2 separate regions of the Homo sapiens genome follow, and region 2 is linked to region 1. The links are chromatin loops, found by intact Hi-C in ENCODE. Cell type or tissue: sigmoid colon. All regions are shown on one strand. Each heading gives the region's core, and the rest is flanking DNA. Links, peaks and the distances in the headings are about the cores only.

The links. Peaks named below come from ENCODE experiments on the same cell type or tissue, not always from the same donor. Only the 100,000 strongest peaks of a DNase experiment are listed, where the experiment ranks them.
Region 2: it touches region 1 in a loop (6-fold over the local background); 36 of 110 quality-filtered maps call a loop at or near these places.

The regions. Positions count from the first base shown.
Region 1 is chr12:93,730,930-93,747,567 of GRCh38, reverse strand. All of the region lies in intron 2 of CRADD (CARD and death domain containing adaptor protein), which reads right to left. CRADD-AS1 (CRADD antisense RNA 1) reads left to right here and starts at 9,745. Exons shown (of 3, transcript NR_110092.1): 1 at 9,745-9,869; 2 at 11,835-12,003. RefSeq lists silencers at 4,961-5,050, 5,081-5,250 and enhancers at 4,337-5,293, 5,294-6,250. In sigmoid colon, for the core only: no CTCF peak of the experiment used is centred there; DNase peaks (open chromatin) are centred at 9,057, 9,347 and 9,767; H3K4me3 peaks cover 4,161 bases; H3K27ac peaks cover 834 bases.
Region 2 is chr12:93,592,287-93,597,286 of GRCh38, reverse strand. It overlaps a transcript of SOCS2 not described here. Among named protein-coding and RNA genes, the nearest start is that of SOCS2, 22 kb to the right of the region's middle. In sigmoid colon, for the core only: no CTCF peak of the experiment used is centred there; no DNase peak of the experiment used is centred there; H3K4me3 peaks cover 1,710 bases.

The DNA of each region.
Region 1 (16,638 bases), core at 6,938-11,937:
GAACCTGGGAGGCGGGGAGGTGGAGGTTGTGGTGAGCTGAGATCGCACCACTGCACTCCAGCCTGGGCAACAGAGCAAGACTACATCTGAAAAAAAAAAAAGAAGAAGAAAAATTAAGAGGAAGGAAAAAAAGAGAAAAAGTAGGGAAATGAATAAGGGAGAAGGAAAAGAATAATACTCACCCTTGCTTTCCCGTCTCCCTGTCTCATGCCCCTCCCCAGTTCCCAGCCCTAGGTCTCCCAATACTATCACCAGTACCTGCCTGACAAGAGCCCTCTCTCTCCTGGGTTACAGAGGAGGTCCTTTTCTGCTCTGACTCCAGCCTGATGGAAACACTCCATTTTTGCTACAGGGCCGCAATACAGCAATGACTTATTGGCTTCCTTAATAGGAATTCAATACGTTTTTCCATAAAATAACATTACATTGTGGTTAAAGTTTATAATACTAGTGCCTTTTTATTTTAAAAAAAGTGTAATAAAGATCCACTAATCTGAAACCCCAAAAGTGGTGAAAACCATTCTTTTTTTTTTATAATTCATTTGGCAGCAAAACCTGACCTGACCTGAACTCATTTGGCCTGAATTCATTTGGTGACAAACCTGACCTGAACTGACATGAGGCTATTTATAGTTTTTATTTATCCACTGCGTGTGAATATTCATCAGTTTCACTGCAGAAATATTAATGTGCTTGATTATAGGATCCTGCTCCAGACCACACTGCTATATGACTGGTACATGCACAATATTATCCTTCTTTCCTTCTTCAAAAAAAAAAAAAAATCCAAATTCAGCAAAATCTGGTCTCAATGGCTTTGAATACAGAATTGTAGAACTGTATTTATTCAGATTTAACCTCTTTGAACCTTGGGTTCATCGCAAGTCTGAAATTAGATTGTAGCCAACATCATTTTTGGAGGGAAATACATTCTTAATTTCAAACAAGCAACTTAAAAAGGAACTTTTGGAATACCACTAATTCCCGGGTTGGGGCCTAACTGTATAAAAGTATGCAATAAAGAAAAATTCTTCATGATAAAAGTTTTCATTCTGCAAAAAAAATTATCAGGTTCCACGTCCCATTCCCACATAATCTTCAGGGAAGTCCAACTTCCGGAAAGAATGGCCAATCTTCTTGGACCACTCTGTGTGCTGAGGAGCATATTGGAATATTAGAATGTGGACCGAGGAAAAGAGAGGTAATATTAGAAATCCTGTGAACTGCTTCCATTCTGTCATACTGTTCATTTATGTTTCTGCCAAAGTTGTGTTTTTATGATTTTTATTGCAACTCAGAGTTAACCTTTCTAGCAGAAAGAAAGCATCAAATGCCCCCACTTCAAACAAGATGGGTTCAAGGGAAAATCCCAATCTTCTTTAATCATTTTATGAATATGGTGAATCCTGTAGCTCATTAATTTTCTCTCTTTTTGTTTTGGCTGCTAGAAAATCCAGAGCCAAATTTACAGCCTAGCTCTAGCCCCATATAGAATTTTATATTACATGTTCTTTGCCCTAACCCTATTCATCCTAGCATGGTTATTTTTCTCCTAGCCTTATTTTCCCTTTACCTTAATTTCATCTATTCATTTTAGGTGGTGGTGGTAATAGTGTGTGTATGTGTGTAAGTTTCCTCAATATCTTTTTGTAATAAGGTGGAGAAGGGATAAATAGGCAAATAAGTAATTGTATACTTAATAATGTACTGGCATGGATCCATTGACTTCCAGCTGTAAAGACTTCAGTAATATCAGAACTCTAAATCATTCCACTTGGTTAATTACACAAATACTGAGCCATAATTAAAACCTTCTATACCAAAATGCCCACGACCATCATTCATTATATGAAAATAGTCACAAATTAGGAGAAACAACAGAAGTACCTTACCTACATTGCACGTTTCAGATATAGAGTCACCTGAGATATATGGCTAAGATTGGATTATCACATTTCCCGCAAGGGCTGAGGAGGTACTGGTTTCAAGTGTCAACATACCTGCTGCCTATGCCTCTACCTCACATCTCCAGACCACCAGTCACTTCCCCATAGCACAGCTTCCTAGTATGAGACTGTGAGATCCCCATTTCTCTCCCTGGGCCTCCTCCTTGCTAGAGTTACTGGAAGACATTGGAGTTACTAAAAGGAAGTGGGGAAGTCCAAAAGAGTATTCATAAAACTCCCCTAAAAGCCAAACATTTTCTGTTCCTTGCATCTGTTGATCATCCATTTATTTTTTTTCCAGTAATTTCAAAGCACTAGAATTTGCCCATATGTAATTCATACTTCTGAATAGTTGTCCAGTTAAAATTAATGAATGAGAAAAATTAGAATTTAAGTAGAAAACAGTAATCGAGATCCATAAACAGTAAATTTGGACGTATAAGCAAGTGTGCCCTCCCGTCACCACAAGCTTTAAGAATTATGCAGCTCTATAAGAAGTGAAGAGGGGGTTTACATGTGCCCAACTTGGAAGCTGCAAATTCAAGTACATTTTAGATATGAGTAAGTGGCAGCTAGGTCAGGGAACCCAGTTTCTTATTCAAAATTGGAATCTAATAGAATTATATTTGAATATACCAAAAACTTTCCATGGTTAAAATCAGAGTGCAGAGGAAAACCATTCTTTTTAAAATGCAATTATTATTTTTATTTTATATAGTGGTGGTACTAGAAACTGATCTATTGTGATACCAAAACAAAACAAGAAAATCAAGGAAGATTTTGCAAGGTAGAAAAACTTTGGGTTTTAAAAGCAACAACTACTTATGGTGAATGTTTATTGTTTTTATTAAACCTCTAGAATTATGTATAAGTAATATTTGATGTTACTTGGATTTATTTTAATTTTACCTTGCAAAATTTTCAAAATTAAGATGCTTAAAATCTCTTTTAAATGGCTGCTTATGAGGTTACCATCACAACAAAGTGGTACCCAGAGGGGTATGGTAAGCAGAATGTCAAAGATCTCTCCCGAGAAGTCCCATTACCCAGTTATTCAATCATGCACTTAACTAGGTACTGCTATGAAGGGACACTGCAAGTGTGATTAAGGTTACTAATAAGTTGACTAGCGAGATTAGCCTGGATTATCCAGTTGGGCCACTGTAATCACATGCCCTTTAAAAGTAGAAGAGAAACACATTAGGGGAAGGCAGGGAAATCTAAAGCAAATTCTGCACACTGTGGCTGCCTTTGAAGATGTAGATGGGCAACCTCTAGAAGACCCTTGGTAACAGCCAGCAGTTAGTGCTCTCCAAGAAAGGCAACTGGGCCCCCAGTACAACTACCACATGGAACTAAATTCTGCCAGTGAGCCTGGAAGTGGATTCTCCCCTGGAAGGCCTACAGGTACAAGTCCAGGCCTGCTGCTCCCTTTACTTCAGCCTTGTGAAGGCCCTGGGCACAGAAGCCAGGAGAGCCATCCTGTGCCAAGCTTCTGACCCACAGAAATGATGAGAAAATAAATGGATATGGTAAGCCACTACATTTGTGGTAATCTGTTATGCCCGTAATAGAAAACGAATACAAGGGGTAAAGCAAAAAAGAACCAAAAATGAGCACATAAGAGTCTGTTAAACTCATTTATCTTTATTTAGTGATTTCAGCTAAAGCACAATAAATTACATAGAAACTAAAAATAAAATAGAAAACAAAACTACCATAACAGAGAACAGGATATAAGTGTGAAATAATCAAAGGAATTTTTAAAATAAAAAAAAATGTTGCTAACATAACATTTTATTGCATAATTTCAAGCACTACCTTGAAATTGGAAATTTTGCCATTGTTTCTAAACAATTCAAAAGAAGATGCATAAAGCAAGGATCTGGAGCCCAATATGTGATCATAGTTGCCCTGAATATAAGAAGAGAACACTCATCACGGTCTTCAAGCATGCACCACCCTCACTAAAATATATGAGTAAGAATAATTTTAGGCTTTTATTATTGAAGGGACAGTAAGAATAATTACACAGGGAATTCAGCTTACTATAAGGAATAATGTTCTATTCGAGACCAGCCTGGGCAACATGGCGAAACCAAATCTTTACTAAAAAATACAAAACTTAACCAGACGGTGACGAGGGCCTGTGGTCCCAGGTGCTGGGGAGGCTGAAGTGGGAGGATCGCTTAAGCCTAGGAGGTGGTGGTTGCAGTGAACTGAGTTGGACCCACTGCACTCCGGCCTGGATGACAGAGCAAGACCCTGTCTCAAACAAACAAACAAAAAGAAATAGCATCCTAGTAATTACGGCTCTCCAGCAATGGTATAGACTGCTTCGAAAAGCAGAAATGTTATAAAAAGATCCCTAGAATCCCATAGAAAAATTGGCCTAAAAAACCTCTATATTGTAACTCCAAAATTCTGATTCCATTAACTTAGTAACACAGGGAATACTGGCATTATCGGAGTACTAGTTAAGTTACTATTACTCTATACGCCACATTAATTCATTAAATTTAATATTAGGTATGCAGGACAATTGTCATAGCAACATAAATTATTAGCATTACAAGTTCCTAAACAGAAATATGCATAATACTAAAACGAAACTATTTTAAAGGGCAGACATTTATTTTTAATTCTGCAGGATTTCTTTTCAAAAGTGAACTTTGGTGTAGCCTCTGGTCTGGGGCGGAAGATGAGAATGGGAGGGCAGCCTGACCCCCCTCCTGATAAGGAAGGACCCAGCGCATAACCTGTTCAGGATCTGGAGCCGCACAAACACCTGACTCGCCCCTTCAAAACAAGATCCGCGGAATGGCTCGGGACACAACAAGAAATTGCCGGCAACCTGTGACGGCTCATTTTTACCGACAGTGGGAGGCGGGCAGTCGGAAGGAATGCCCATTTCTCCGGTGTTCCTTCCCAGAAGCAAAAGAACGTGTTTGTTTATGCAAGATTTACGTTTCACTCAGGTTTGGGTTGGGTTTGTTTCCTGGAGATGGAGCTGAGTTTCCCTGGTTTTGCTGGAGTGAGGACAAGCTGATCGCTCCGTATTTACCTTTCACTTGAGCCAAATTGGACAAATGCAAATAAACAGGTCTTGCAGGCGCCCCCCGGCAGTCGGCGCCGCCTCCCCGCGCTGGGCTGGGCAGCCGGGGCCCGCAGAGGCAGCCGGCGCCCTAGGGCGGCTGGGGCCGCGCGCCTCCCTGCCCCGCTGCGCGGCCCGCGGGTGCCCGGCCAAGCGCTGGCTTATCTGCAGCTCCCACAGCGCCCCCGCACTCACCAGTTCCTAGAGCAGGGATTCCGAGAAAAAAGAAAGAGCCGGGTTCCCTAGAAACATTAAATTAACACAAGGGATCTGGAAACAAAACAGCAGATGCCTCAAAGCCTTCTCCTTGACGGCTTCCTGCCTTCTTGGAAAATCTTTGCATTAAAATAGATTGAATTACCCTGCTCTGCCAGATGCTGCTCGGGAACTTCATTTTGGGCTAACATGAAAGGAGAGTTTGACATCTTTTAAAGGATTTTTCTTTTCGAGGTGGTTTGAGGGGCGCCTTTGGGTTGCTGACATTAGCAAGGACCCAAGGCTGAGCTTTTTGCATTACAGTCGAGAACTTTCCATAACAATGGCTAGCAAATCAGATAACAAAGATCATGGCGTGTAGAGGAGACGCGGTGGAGCATAGAATGAGCACTAAGGGTTCAGAAGCCGAGGTTGCTGTCTCTGGGAAGAGCCTAGAAAGAGCACAGGCCAGCCGCCTCCTTTTACAGGGGAGAAAATGTCTTTTATTTCTAAGCCTACTTATTTTGACCATAGCTATGAGAACTATCTAATGGCATTTCCAGAGAGTCACAAACAAGCAGAAAGGCTTGTGAGTAGTATTTTATCAGCCTCTTTGTTCTAAAGCCCATCGTCTAACCTCCACCGACCCCTATCTACAAATTAATCAGACCATATAATTTGTAAATTCAAACCCAGATTAATAACCACACACCTTGAACAGTGGGTCTTCAGCACAGAGTGTATTCCACTTTCCTGTCATGTTAACTTTCATATTTAAAGAATTTTGGTAGCTGAGAACAAGATCCAAAGCTTCCTATGAGGTATCAGGATTTTACAGAGTAAATTGTTTTTACTGGAGTAGGATCTTCTTTGACATTTTAACTTTTTTTCATGATAACCTTTAGGAAAGGACGCTATAATCCTTAGTCGCTAATTTATATGTGTCATGCTTTCTAGTAAACTGGAAAATAACCTACATTCTTAAAAGGATTCTATGCTTATCCCAAATTTAGGAGCACAAGATGGGGGAGAAGTATATTACAACAAGATACTCTAAACACAAATAAAATTAAATATCCTTGCCTAAGCATGAAAGCAATAAAACTCATCTTAAAGCAATGCAGTCAGACAAAATCATTGCATCTGTAATAAGGGTAAGTACACAACTCCGGGAGTTAGCAGCCCTAAATATTTCTGTTCTAATGACACACAAGAGATACACAAAATCTATCATTCCTCCCTGATGTACGAAAAAATAAAGGGCAATTTCATAACACCTTTGGTGCTTTCTAACTTAATAGCTGGCCTTCAGGAAAAGCAAGTATAATTTTTGAGTGTTTATAAGAAAGCAAAGGAAAATGTTGCAAAAAATTACTTGGCTCAAAGGCCACAGAGAAAGCCGGAATCTGCAGGACTCACCAAGCTACACAGCTGTTTTAAAACCGAAAGTCAAACAGCTTTTAAAAGGTATTAAGTATTTTCTACAACAAAATCATCAAATATACATACTTCTTTTTATCCTGCAAATAGACATTTTATTTCTATTAGAAAAAAACTATAGTTACACAAACAATAACTAGACTGCTGTAATAAATATAACTAGCCACATAATACTAGTCAACGCTGGCTTTTTAAAAGATTACCAGAGAATTTCAAAATGATTCTGAATGATCAAGTGTGACTCGTATATTTTTTAGGTAGGCATTGATGTTAAGAATATGGCTTTCACAGAAATAGAATCCAATTTATCTTATTTCCATATATTAATCATGGCAACAAATAAAAATGATGACAAAAATCACTAAGATAGTTTCTTTAAATTTTTTTAAATTAAAAACCAAAACCTTAGGTAAATCTGACAATCCTCCCCCAAAATTGGTTTTCGAAAAAAAGTCTTCAGGTCATAGAAAAAATGTAGATGGCTTATAACCCTTAGAATTCCTTTTAGTTAATGAGAATCTCATTTTTGGAATTTCTTCAAACTTAACTGAAATGTTAATGAAAAAGAGAAATATTTAGATGTTGAGAAAAAAAGTTGTTCTAATTATTCTGCTTCACTATCTCATTTCAGCTCATCAAAGTTAAATAGCTAATAAACAACTGGTCTGTTTTGGCAGATTTTTTTTCTATTTTAAAATTCATTACTAAACAGATGAGGTTACTGCTAGTTAAAATTCTGAATCCAAATGCCATACATGCTGTTGTAAAAACTGTGCAGTTTTAAATATATTTTTACTTCTATATATTTTTGAATCTTTAGCCAAACTCCTCCAATAAAGTTTTAGTTTATGATGTTTTCTAAAATAAAAACATTTGTATTTTATGCTATAAAAATCAATAAATGTCTTCTAAAGTTAGGTGCTCCAAAATAAATGATTCAAAAGTTTTAATGAAAGCCCTCTTATAATTAAAGAAGGTGATTGGTAATGAGGAGGAAAATGGGAGGCATATTTACAATAAATCAAAAGCAGAATTGTGATTAATGGGCTCCACAATGATTATTAATGTTCTCCCTATAAAATATTGATGTTTGCATTAATTTAAAAGTACAGACTGGGTTTTTTGCTTTGTTAAATGAAAAATAATTTTTTTCCTATTTTAAAATGAGAATGACTATTTTAAAAACAGAAGACTATGTCCAAGATCTTTCCCTTTCCCCATTTCAAAATTATGAGTTTTCTTTTTGTCTTTCTGAATTCTTGAAATCCAGTGACATTGTCATAGCTCTGAGAACCAAAATAATAGAAACCACTAACTGTAGGAGACAGCCTTGATGCTTTTGATTATATTTTCCTAGAAAGATTTTTATGATATTTAATCTTAATAGCTTTTTTTTTTTAGGAACTCCTCTAATGCCAATAAATGAGAATCTAAATCTCAGGAGTTTAGGCAAATTTAGCCCATCAGCATAGCCTAAAAACAGGATAATTTAATAAAACCTAAATAATACATTAGTTTTTAAATAATATGTTATATACTTTAGATATATATATATATATCCTGTTAAGATTAGTGGGTACCAACCTCATATCTGTATTGGAAATAAGCAGGGTGCAGATTTTTAAAAGGAAAAGAGGCTACACTACTACTCAAAGTCTCCTCAACATTTGGATGCAGGAGAGAAATGGAAAGAAAGTCGAGTTCATCAGGGCTGGTGCCCATCCCATGGCACTACACTTCCTCCTATCCCCTGACCACTGCCAAGTTTGGTCAGGATAGGTGGCTTCGTGTCTCTACATAGTCAGATACCTGTGTATTTTGCTGGGAGAAGGGGAAAAAAAATAAACAAATAAAAATAAAACTCTCTATTCCCAAACTCCCTGCATCCTTTCAAAGTCACATTTTATTAATGGAAATTAAAATGATGAAGAAAGAAACCATTAGTAACCTAAATGATAAGTTTCCCCTTAAAGACACATTTTAACACCAACAAGAGGACTTTCTTCTTTCACTTTCTTCCTTCCTTCCTTTCCTCGTTTCTCTCTCTCCCTCTCTTTCCTTCTTTCTTTCTCCTTCCCTCTCTCTCTTCTCTTTTTCTTTCTAGTCAGAGTTTGTGACTTACTAATTATTTTTATTCTGTTTGAATAGGGTCCCTGTTATCTTTTGTGATTTTCTGAAATGAAGTTAAGATTTCCATTATTTATGAGAATAAAACAGGAGGTTGACACTTTACGCACAAAAAAGAATAACCAAAGGTTACAATGACATCAGTTTTAGTTTTTATTAAGGGCTGGCGTGTGGTGCAGGGGGTGGCGGTGGGAGCGGGGTGAGGCAGGTGTGAGGAATGAGTTTGTTTCTTCCAAGAGAAGGATTTGCTTTGGTCAGTGTTGCTGCAGTCCCAGTGAAGGGGCCTACTCTGCCAGCTCTTCTGGGTAGACTTCATAACAGAGTGGGCAGGCTCAATTCTCTAGGAAGCCTGATGATGGCAACTGCATCTCATGGAAGAATTCCACAAAGGGTTAAATTAGGGTGAGATTGTCAACAGGCTTCAAAAAGGCAGAGTTCCAGGGCCCATGCCTGAGGTCTCATGGGCCTCCTTCAGGTCCTCATCCCCACAGTCTGACACTTTTGGCCCTTCTCTTCTCCAGCTCCCCACCCCATTCTTCGGCCAGTCCTTCCTTTTTCCTCTAACCCTGCAAAAAATGAGCAGCGCTGTTGTTTTGTTCCAACTGACAAAACAGCTAAGAAACAGCAGAACATGACTGCCCTTTGCAAAATGGGCCATGTGATCCTCCTAGCTCAATTCAACACTTACAGTAAAAACGAATAGAAAGGGACCTGTTTATGAAACTCTCCTGCTTGCCTTTGGAATACTCTCATCCTCTCCCTTCTCAGCCTCCTAAATACCCAAGTGAATTTATATAATGAGCTTTATTTTATCACCCTGAAATTCTTCCTCAGTCCAAATTGCTAATGTGGCAGGTTCCAGCTGCCCAAATTCCCTAAACAACATTGCCTGTTCCATAAAAAGCATGCAATTACAAGCACAGCAGTCCTGCTCTGGTTCTTAGAACTATAAACTGACTACACAGCTCCCTGGCCCGGGAAGGCTATGAAACAGGCAACATGGACAATTTAAAGGTGTACAACATCCGAGGTTCCATTTCACCCTCAGGCAGCACGGAGTGGACAAGGTAAGGCCACCCTCCACTTTTCTTCTGGCTACTATATTGATTCTCTGGAAACTCTCTCTGCTCCAAAAGAAACCACCCAATCCCATGGAGAAAAGGTGACACTGAATTTGCACTGCTTTTTATGGTTGCATTTGTTTGACTAAGAGGGAGCAGAGTTCCATACAACAGACTGCTTTAGTTGGGTGACTTGAAAATAACACATACCAGATTAGTTCTCCAGATGCAGATTAGTACTAAGTTTGAATCCTTTCTTTTAAATTAATTAATGTAATCTCAATGTTTACATAATAGACATTGACTTTTATCTGGCACATACAGTATATGACTCTGCCTTTAGCAAAAATACCATTCAAGCTATCTTTAGCAGATGTGAATGTTTTATTTTTATTTTGGGGACTCCAAAGAGAGTCCATAACCTACCTTGGCATTGTCAGATCTCAAAAAAAGCTTTCTTCATACTTGCAATATAGTAATATCTAAGTACTTGGACATCTCTGCACAAAATATATGGGTCCACATCTCCCTGTTTTTCCATATACTATTCCCTCTGCAACCTTGTTCACATAGCAAACTCTAATTTATTCTTCAATAGGCAGCCTATGCCACCTTCCCTCAACTATCCCAGACCAGTAGTCATCACTGCCTCCTCTACCCCTTGTACATTTCTCTATGTGGTCTCACCAGAGAAGTACTATGTTTGCTCATATGTCTGGTCTCACCAGACAGTACCATGTTTGCTCAACTCAAAGTTCCTTGAGGAAATAATTGTATTTGTATCTCCAGTGCCTTGCATATTTTGTATCACATAATGAGTTCTATAAAAGAGAACTAAACTGATGTGGCTATGAAATGATTTACAGCTTTTAACTGGAATGAGCCTAGTACAAGACTCACTTAGATGCTGGTGGTTGATCCTAAGTTTCTCATGCTGTTATCTGCAATCATTTGCTCTTGCTCTACATTCAGAAGAGAAAGAAAAACTGGTGACACTAATCTGGCCTCTATATCATAATTAGACCAGGGGTAGGATCTGAGAAACTAGAAAATATTTAGCCTACCCCTAGTCACATCCTAAAAGACATCAATGTGGAACTCAAGGAACTCAGTGGATTTACCAACATTTATCATACCCTATATCCACCCATTATAACTACTTGAATTGTCATGGATGGGAACAGAAGATAGATTTTATTGTGGAGAACAGAATAAATCTAATAAAAGAAATAACTAGAGGAAAAGTTGGGGCTAGTTGACGTTTTTAAGTAGAGATGGGAAAAACATAAATGATGGTGGTCAGCACAGAAAGTTTTGAATATAAGGACTTTAGAAATCAATGTGGTCACTCTTTTCTAGTAATAGGCTGACCATGGACAAAAATAATAGGAACATTATTCCCTAGTTCCTTTGCAATGTACTGTACTGTTATTTAAGCATCCCAGCATCATGCTTGCTTTGATAAATACAAATCTAGCTCAATTGCCATGATTCTGCTTTGAGGCTCTCTCTTTTTTAATGATTTATATGTCATGCTCCCCAAAAGTCTTTCTAAAATTATACCAAAGGGAAAGAAGCAAAAAAAGGGGAGCTTAAATGTTCTGAGGAGCTGTTAGATGTGCCTGGTGCTTGCTATGCACTTCTTTTTGAGACAGAGTCTCCCTCTATTGCCCAGGCTGGAGTGCAGTGGCGTGATCTCAGCTCACTGCAACCTCCGCCTCCAGGGTTCAAGGGATCATCCCACCTCGGCCTCCTACTAGATGGAAATACAGGCCTGAGCCACCACAACCAGCTTGCTATGCACTTTATATACACCATCTATATGTATACCACCCTCCCAACAACTCCACTTGGTAGGAATAATTATTCTCATTTTAAATCAGTTTTAACCTAGGTGTCTCTGGTTCTAGATCTAGTATTTTTTCTACAAATAATACGGTTCCAATTTCTTTCTTTTCTTTCTTTTTGTAGAGATGGGGTCTCACTTTGTCACCCAGGCTGGGCTCAAACTCTTGGCTTCAAGCGATCTTCTCGCCTTGGTCTCCCAAAGTGCTGGGATTACAGGCTTGAACTACTGTACTCGACTGACTTTTCCTATTTCTAATGTCAGCATGAAGAACACAAGAAGTCAGCTTCAAAGGTAAGAGGTGTATCATTCATTCATTCAACATTTATTCCACAGCTACGATGAACCAGGCACTATAGTCTCTTTGAGGATATAAACATAAATAAGTTCTGGGACTCGACTTCAGCTTGCTCACAGTCTAATGGAAAAGAGACATAAAAACAACTTGGTTTATTCTATTTTCCCTAGGCTCTGTATTTGGATCCCCACACCTTGTCACTTTTTGCTGCCACTTTACAAACTTTCCATATCTTAAGAGTTACTCTATCTTTATTTACACATTAGTAAAACACAAGAAACCTGCCCCATTTCGTAAGCTGCCTACACTGCTAAAATCACATCCTAGAGGGAAGTGAGATGGAACAAACCATAAGCATTTGAACTCGCTTGTGCCGCTCTGGGTTTCCATGCTGCCAGGGTGTTTGTTCATTCATTTATTTGCATATTTTGGAGGGCCTACAGGAGGCCCAGTGCTAGCCAGGGAAACAGCGGTGAAAATGACATAACTAGTGTTCTGCCCCCATGGAGCTTACCCTCTAACCTTTACAGGAAGGGGAGGCAGACAGTCAACAAAATCCTGGATTGTGATAGGTGAGTCATTAAGGAAAATCACAGGGTGCTATGAGAAAGCACATATGGTACAGGGACCTAACCTTGGCAGGGGGATGAGGAAGGCCTCCCCTAGGAAGTGGCATGAAAGCTGAGATCTGTGAGTTGAGTGGGATTAGCTTGGTGAAGATAGGGGGAAGACGGACAAGGAGGGAAACAGAGAAGAGGATTCCAAGCTGAGGGAACAGTGCATACAAAGGGCTGAAGCTGGAAAGAACACAATACCTCTGAGGTCAGGAAAGAAGGCTAGCATTTGCAGAAGACAGGCAATACGAGGGACGGGGTCCGGAGACAGAGCTGGGAAGGAAGCACTGGCCTGATGATGCAGTGGTGTTCTGGATTTCAAATCTCATTCTAAGAGCAGCGGGAACATATTGAAAGGTTAAAGCAGCTCAGTTGAGTGCACTTAATGTTCTTTAAAATTCCCTTGGCTACCTATGATTGAAGTATTGAGAAAAACACAGTGTGAAAACATGTTTCATTAATGAAAAACTTGTTTAGAATACAAAAGTGGTATAGATAAAAGAGTTCTAAATAAAAAATAATGGGTTTTATTCATAGCATTATTATCCCAAGTAAGTCATTTAATCTCAAAATATTTTTGTTTCCTCATCTAGCAAATGAAAATACTAAAAAATTCAAAATTCACATACTTGTTTTAAAAAGCAAATGAAATAATACATTTGAAAATGCTTTGAATCTCTAAAATGTAAGCTCCTTGAGGGAAGGGACTTTGACTATTTTACTACTATACCTAGGACCTAGAAGATGGATGGACGGATGGATGGATGGATGGACGGATGGATGGGATGGATGGACAGATGGATGGACTGATGAACAGACGGATGGCTGGATAAAAGAAAGTGAGGGAGGAAGACAAGAAGGGAAAAAAAGAAAGGAAGGGAAGGAGGGAGGAAGGGAAAAAAGGATGGACAGGCCAGGCAGGTGGCTCACGCCTGTAATCCGAGCACCTTGGGAGGCTGAGGTAGACAGATGGCCTGAGCCCAGGAGTTTGAGACCAGCCTGGGCAACATGGCAAAACCCTGTCTCCTCAAAAAATATAAAAATTTAGCAGGGTGTGGTAGCGCATGCCTGTAGTAACAGCTTCTCAGAAGGCTGTGGTGTAGGATCGATTGAGCCTAGGAGATTGAGGCTGCAGTGGGCCTTGATCACCACTGCAGTCTAGCCTGGGTGACAGAGTGAGATGCTGCCTCAAAAAAAAAAAAAAACAAAGGATGGATGAATGGATGAATGAATCACATCAAGCACCATATTGTGCAAATATGAAGCAAGACATACAGCATGTGGCAGTCCACCTGAGCAGGCAGCCTCCCCAGGAACTCAATGTCACAGCATCACCAATGCTTGCCAAGCAGCCAGGCCTTCCTTCAGTGCTGGCACACTGGGCACCTCCAGCAGCTATTCCAGACGGCTGGGTGATGGGGGCAAGCACAGCATCAGAGGCCCATGACATCACCTCTTCAGTGTGGCTGGTGAGAGGGGCGATTGTGAGAAATGAAACACTGCCTTTTCCTGCTTCTTCTTCCTCATACACTAGTCTCTGACACGCACCCCAAAGCCAAGCCCTAAGTACACATCCTTCTCCACTCATATAATCCCTACCTACAGATTCTTATTCTTTGTTTACCAAATGTAGTATTAGAATACATTTTTATATAACTTATTAACACTTTTCTTATACTGCACAGTCTTAGCTATGTGTACCCAATTTCTTAAAGAATTACAACTAAAGATAAAAAAGAGAAGAGGAAAAATATTAAAAGCCTTAACATGTTCTTTGATATTTATTAGCTTTATAACAATAATGATAGTAACCATTCATTGAATACTGACTTTCCTCCAGGCATAGAGTTTGACACTTAGCCTATATCACTTCAAATCCTTACAACCCCTAAAAAGGTCAGCATTATGACTCCATTTCTTGGGGAAGAAAATTGAGGCACAGAGCAGAATGATTTGCCCAAGGTTAGGAGGTTGTTAAGGGCAGAACCAGTGTTCAAATCTGGGTCTATTAGACAAGACAGTGTGCATTCTTTCCATTACACTACATATTATTATGAAAATCTTCTAAAAGAAATTGGACTACTTATGAAAAAAGAGCAACCACTTACTGAACATTTAATCTGCCAGGCAGTTATGCTCTTTACAAAAATTATGTCATTTAATCCTCTCAACAACTCTGTCAGGTCTGTACTTTTGAAATGAAGAAACTAAAGCTTAGAGAGACTAGAGTGACTTGCCAAAGCTCAAAAAACGACTAAGTGGTAGAGCCTGGATTTTAACCCAGGTCTGTCTGACTCTAAAATGCACCCTCTTAACTGCTACACAAGAGTTCCACTATTCAAATATCATCAGTATAACTTGTATGCCTTCAAAGGAGAATGTCAAAACAGAAGAACAGGGTCAAAAAACCATTTTAAAGATAATTCAAAATAACTACTGCATTAAGACACCATCTCTAAGAGCCCATTACTAACCATTTTCTCTGAGATGTTGCCTTGTTCTGTTGTCCCAAATGGCCTTTAGAACGATCTGCAACCAGTGTTTTCAATACAAGTGTTTTCCTTTTACATTTGGTAAGTAATTTAAAAATCTGTTTCTAAAACTACCAGTTCAACCAAATGGAGCTCATAACTCTGCGCCCAAATCTTTAGAGACACTGAAAATGCACACTAAAGTTACTTAGTCCACAATTCTTATTAAATAATGTTCTTTGATGGTCAGGATAATGTTCAAAGTCACTGTGCAAATTGCTCATGTCATATAAAATACTAGATTTCACTGTTTCTTTCTTTCTTTTTTTTTTTTTTCTTGAGACGGAATTTCACTCTTGTCGCCCAGGCTGGAGTGCAATGGTGCCATCTCGGCTCACCGCAACCTCCACCTCCTGCGTTCAAGCGATTCTCCTGCCTCAGCCTCCCAAGTAGCTGGGATTACAGGCACCCATCACCATGCCTGGCTAATTTTATATTTTTAGTAGAGATGGAGTTTCTCCATGTTGGTCAATCTGGTCTCGAACTCCCGACCTCAGGTGATCTGCCTGCCTCAGCCTCCCAAAGTGCTGGGATTACAGGCGTGAGCCACCACACTCGGCCAGATTTCACTGTTTCATAATAAATTTTGAAGATTATATCAAGCATTTTAAAATACACCCAACATGATTGTCTCCCTATCAGAAATAATTCTTTTCTAAACCAGAAGAATCCTCAGGTAGGTCTCCTTAGCTATACTCGTTAAGCTATATGGCTATATTTGTTAAGCAAACATAGCTATATTTGTTAAGCCAACTTTTTAAAACCTCATTTGTAATTAAGAAGGTGTTCGCCTTCTTGATCTACTGATTGGGCAAAGAGGACTTCCTTGTATCTATGGAGAAGGATACATAACTTTCACACTGATTGGATATGTAAACCAAGTCGCTGGCAAACTATTACTTTAAACACAGTCATTGAAATAGAAGCCTGGCAATTCTTGGACTAACATGTGGGAAATAATGTATGTGTGAGCACATGCCTGTGCCAACTTTCAAAAAGTAAAATATAAGTACAGGAAGTACCTACATACTCCCTAACAAAAGCAAAGTAAATATACAGATCTGGATGAACATCCCCAAATTCTGTGCTTAATCTTCAAGTTGAGATGTTCTATCAGTCTGAGAAAATTATAGTATATATTTTTAAATACTTTTTTCAACTGGAGTCTATGTATAGAGCAAAAATAAACCAATAAATACTGCAGAAAAATATGAAGAAAAAAATAAAACACTAATAATTATACCACTGTCAATACTGTGTTTCACAGCCTCCCCAGACTTTTTTCTTGGCATATGTGTATATGACTTGGAGTTTTTCAAATATAAAGTTGCACCACAAAACTGTTTTGCAACATGCTTTGTTTTATTTTATTTTTCCATCCAATAGCAAATGAGGGTCAGCCGGGTGCAGTGGCTCACACCTATAATCCCAGCACTTTGGGAGGCCAAGGCAGGCAGATCAGTTGAGAGGTCAGGAGTTGGAGACC
Region 2 (5,000 bases), core at 1-5,000, 140 kb after region 1:
CAAAGGGTTAGGAATGTGGGAGTCACTATAAATGGGTAGCACAAAGGAGATCTTTGTAATGATAGTTCTGTATCCTGATTTCAGTGGTGGTTACGCCAATCTACAGGTAATAAAATGGCACAGAACTACACAAACACTTTATACCAAGATCAGTTTTCTGGTTTACTTGTGCTATAGTTACAAAAGATGTAGCCAACCACTGGGGGGAAACTGGGTGACAGGTACACAGGCCTTCTCTGTACTATCTCCACAACTTCCTTTGAGATCTATAATTCTTTTGAAATTTTTAAAAATGTGTTCTTTTAAAGGAGAGATATAGACCACATGAAATAATACTTCTATTTTACAGATGAGACAAGTGAGGCCCCCAAGAAGAAAGACAATTTGTAGTAGGTGGTGGAGGGTGCAGGGCAGAAAGGCCTGCAGAACCTGCAGCTTTGTTGTTGTTGTTGTTTGTTTGAGACAGGGTCTTGCTCCGTCTCCCAGTCTAGAGTGCAGTGGTGTAATCTTGGCTCACTGCAACCTCCAGCTCCCAGGTTCAAGCAATTCTCATGCCTCAGCCTCTCAAGTAGCTGAGATTACAGGCGCAGGCCAACACGCCCAGCTAATTTTTGTATTTTTAGTAGAGACGGAGTTTTGCCATATTAGCCAGGCTGGTCTCAAACTCCTGGCTTCATGTGATCTGCCCGCCTCAGCCTCCCAAAGTGCTGGGATTACAGGTGTGAGTCACTGTGCCCAGCCCCTGCAGTTTCCTTTGAACATTCAAGAGATCAAATGCATGGGCCTGGGTCTCTTGGTAGTCTTATCTTAGGAATCTGATATAACCATGACTTCCCAGTTAGTAACTCAGGCTGCATGGCATAGCTTAAGATCCCAAATATTAAATATTAAATCAGGTATTAAAATCAGATAAGCTGATTCAAATCTCGGCTCTGCCACTTAGTAAAGGGATGCCTTTCTACTTTAACCTTCTTTGAGCCTCAGTTTCTTCATCTGCAAAATGTAAACAGACTATGTGGTTTCATGCCAAGCATGGTGTTATGGGGATTAAATCAAATAATGTATGTAAAGTGCATGGCATAAAATTTGGCAAGAGTAAGCACTCAACTAAAAGTCAAGAAACACAGCCTAATACCTGTGAAATAAACCCAAATATGTCTATTATTGATCCCAAGGATTCTCCTACACACTGTCCTATCCAACCATTTAACAATCAGGTTTCCATGCTAGGTGAAATGTGAAAGTTCTGAGAAGTATTAAATTGTGAGTAAGTAGGAACAGGGGCAAACACAGGGGTGAGGCAAATTCAATAAAATTATGACTGTTTTTGCCCTCTATTTGCTACTGGAAAGTAGCTGGAAGAATCACATAAAAAAAAATTAAAAACAAATTAATAAATTTAAAAATAAATTACAAAACAAAAAGACCAGAAAAGAAAGTAAAGTAAAATAAAATAAAACAGCTCATTTTGTTGATGTGACTCTGTAGACTACAATAAGGGATAATCACAAATTAAATGCCTCCCAAAAATGTAGACTCTATTAGATTAACCAAACACAAAGTCAAAAATAGCTATATAACTTGAAGCTCTCAAAAACTACAGGAAGACTATAGATGGTGGTTGTTTAAAATTAAAAAGAAAAAGGAGAGCACGTCTTTTCTTTTGGTCATGAACTAACTGAATTTAACACGAATGAAAGCAGATTTAATCTGTGAGAGGAGAAGGAGCAGGCTCTACTTTCAGTTGGCCGAAGAAAAGCATTCCAGCTCTAGGGGCACAAACACATGCAAGAAATGTGAGACTCAATTTATTTCTCAAAAGGTACATTAAAGTTGACAACAAACTGGCCTGGAATTCTGAAATCAGAACAACAAAGAAGGGTAGAAAGATTGGTCTTTCAACTGAATTTATAGTGACTGGATCTGCAATTTATCTTCAGAAACACGTAAGTCAGGTATCTAAAAGGGGGAAAAAATTCTAAAATGTACCTCCTTTTTAAAAATTAAATCATAAAATTAGTTAAAATATGTGAAGCATTTCCTAAAGTTAACTATCAGTGTGGAACTCAGTAAAATAAATGTCTACTAGAAAAAGAAAAAGCTGAGCATATTTTATTTTCAGTAACGAGTAAGACTCCAAAAGCAAAATCACCCCCCGTCCCCTCACAAATGCTTTTAAGTCGGCAATACTTATGACAAAAAGAGATTGTTTCATTTTGGCAAGATTTTAAGTACCCTAATAAATCTAAGTGTAATACCCATCACATAGTTTACAAACGTAAGGAAGTCAAGGCAATAAAAGAACTCTCAATAAATCCCTACTTTCAAAGTATTGCTGACAAGAGGAATTGGTACCCTATGTTTTGAATTGGATTATTCAATTCGATGTATTAACAAAATGTAGTAAAAACTAGTTCATGTACTGGTTATGTAACCATAAAATTCTTGGTTAATTCTTATTTAAAACACAAAGATCAATGACCTACAAATTCATTTCTTTCCCTGAACTCCCAGTGTTCGAGAGCTGATATTCCCTGACAAACTCCCTTACATAACATTCTTTCTAGTAATGTGGGTCAAACATATATTTATATTATCAGCTGTCAGAACAGAGTTCTCTACAATAAATAAATTCTATACTAATTATCCAGGAAAAACAAGAATTATATCTAAAGAAACAAAGTGAAAATAATAAAAGGAACATGGAGATTTCTTGATTTGGAAAACAAAAATGGAAAAATCCTATCAAGGCCATTAGCAAATTGTTAATTAAATGACACATTTGAGAAAGAATATCTTCTAAAGTCTTAATGGACTCAAAAAATTAAAAGAGTTAGGCAATAGAAATTTAATAGTTAAGAAACATCTTCATTTCACTTTTTAAAAGCTTTTTTACAGAATATGTAAAGAGCTGTAAAAATGAAAGTACTATAATATTGAAGGTCAACTTGAGTCAAAATAAGAAAAGGAGCCTCAGAGTTCAGCTCAACTGTTCTATTGCAATTTTCTATTTTGACATTCTCTGCATTATCCTTAAATTTAAATACATTATTAACTTGAATTCATTGTCTTCTGAATTGGGATTATAAAAATGGATGTGTGTGAAGTGTTAAAAACAACCTGAACTGAGAAACCGATTTGTTCTTCCCTTTTTATTTCAAAAAACAATTTATTTTTGAATTTCTAAAGCAAATAATCATAATCCCCCAGGTGCTTCCTGTCAGTTGTGAACATTCTATTTGGGGACATCATGGAACTGCACATTTTGCCTCCCCTCTCTTCCTGCTGGCTTGTAATGTGTTATGGAAACACTGATTTGAAATTAAGAGTTTTGATTAAACAGGTTTTCTACGCTCTTGATTTATTTCCTTTATTTTAAGGCAGATGCCTCTGTATGGTAACAGTAGCTTACAAAGCCAAAGGGATTCAGACTTTAAATGGGAAATTTATTTTATTTTATTTTAGCGTGGTTCGGTTTGATTTTTGTTTGTTTGTTTTCCTTTTTGCTGACACCCAGATCTTATTCTGACTTGACTTGGCTTCATTTAAGATGAGTTTTCAGGATGAGTGGGCTTGGTCTTACTAGGGTTATTTTCCAGATAAGCAGGTAATTTGGGAAATAAAATACTTGTAAAAGTCCTGTAATTCCCAAAAAGTTGGCTATAATCTAAAAGGTAATTGGGATGCTACTATGATCATTTATAAACAATTTAATAGCAATGTGAACCACATGTTTTTTGAAACATATCTTGGTATCTGGCTTCATCTGTAATAGGTCTTACCTATACAAATCTAAATTAAAATTTGATTTTAATTTAATTCTAATATCTAATTTATTTCTGTTCCTTGTATATGTAAATCAAGGTCAAGTTGCTTCCAGTATCTCAGGCTGAGCCCTATTTGTTTGCTTTTCTTAAACCTCCTTCTCTAACCATAAAAGCTCTCTCTTCTGGAGCTTTAAAGAAGATGCTGTGTTTCTGAGTAGGCGGAGAGCTTTAGGCATTTGGGAGTCATAGCAGATCAGCTATCCCACTGGAGGCAGGATCTAGATATAGAGTCGGGTCAGCGTGATAATAATCTTAGGCAAAGCTAATTCCCTCTCCAGAACCACCTTCCAGTTGTAGGAAATCAGTTTCATTGTTCCTAGAACTGGCCACCCAATCTGGTGTCAGGAGTGGGTGCAGAGGATAACTGGTATGAAAAGAAACAAACACAAAAGGGGAGAGAGAAGGCAGGAAACCAGGATAAGGGGACAGAGAGTAGGGAACTGGAGAAACTTTTACTATAGTTGTGCTTAATCGATGTCCTTTGAACAGAACTAATTGAAGATGATATTATTACACATACCAAAAAAAAAAAAAAAAAAAAAGCTTTCTCAGTCCTACCCTAGGGTTTTTAAAGACAGCTGTCTATGAAGCCACAGTCAAGGCATAGAGCCATGTGCCTGTCCCATAGCTGTGAATGTCTCTGATCAAGGCTGGGACGAAGTTGTTGAGGCCTTTCCACTAGGTTTCTCAGACATCTTTTCTAGAATAGAGATTTAACTTCAAGGGCAATTAATTAGCAAATAAACAAGTTTATTCGATCTCAATGGAAAATATGCTGTTTAAAAATGAACAGTATTTTAAGGAAAACCCTCAGCTATGTGTACAACTTGAAAGACAGAATTTATTTCCATCTGAAATATGCATGGGAACAACCTTTTGGGAATGTGATTTGAAAGTAAATATCTATTAAAATGTTAAGTGCCATGTACCCTTGGGCCCCAAAGTTCCACTTCTAAGAATGTACTCAACATATATGTTCCCATAAGCACACAGCAACAATTAGCACACAGATTTGTACCGCACCGTTGTTTGTAATAGCACGAAACTGGGAACAACCTGTATATCCACTAGCAGGAGACTGATTCAATCAGTAATGGTACATTCATATCATGGAATATTGTGCAGCTGTTGAAAAGAATGAGGCAAAGCCTTATGTTGCCATGAAGATATAAA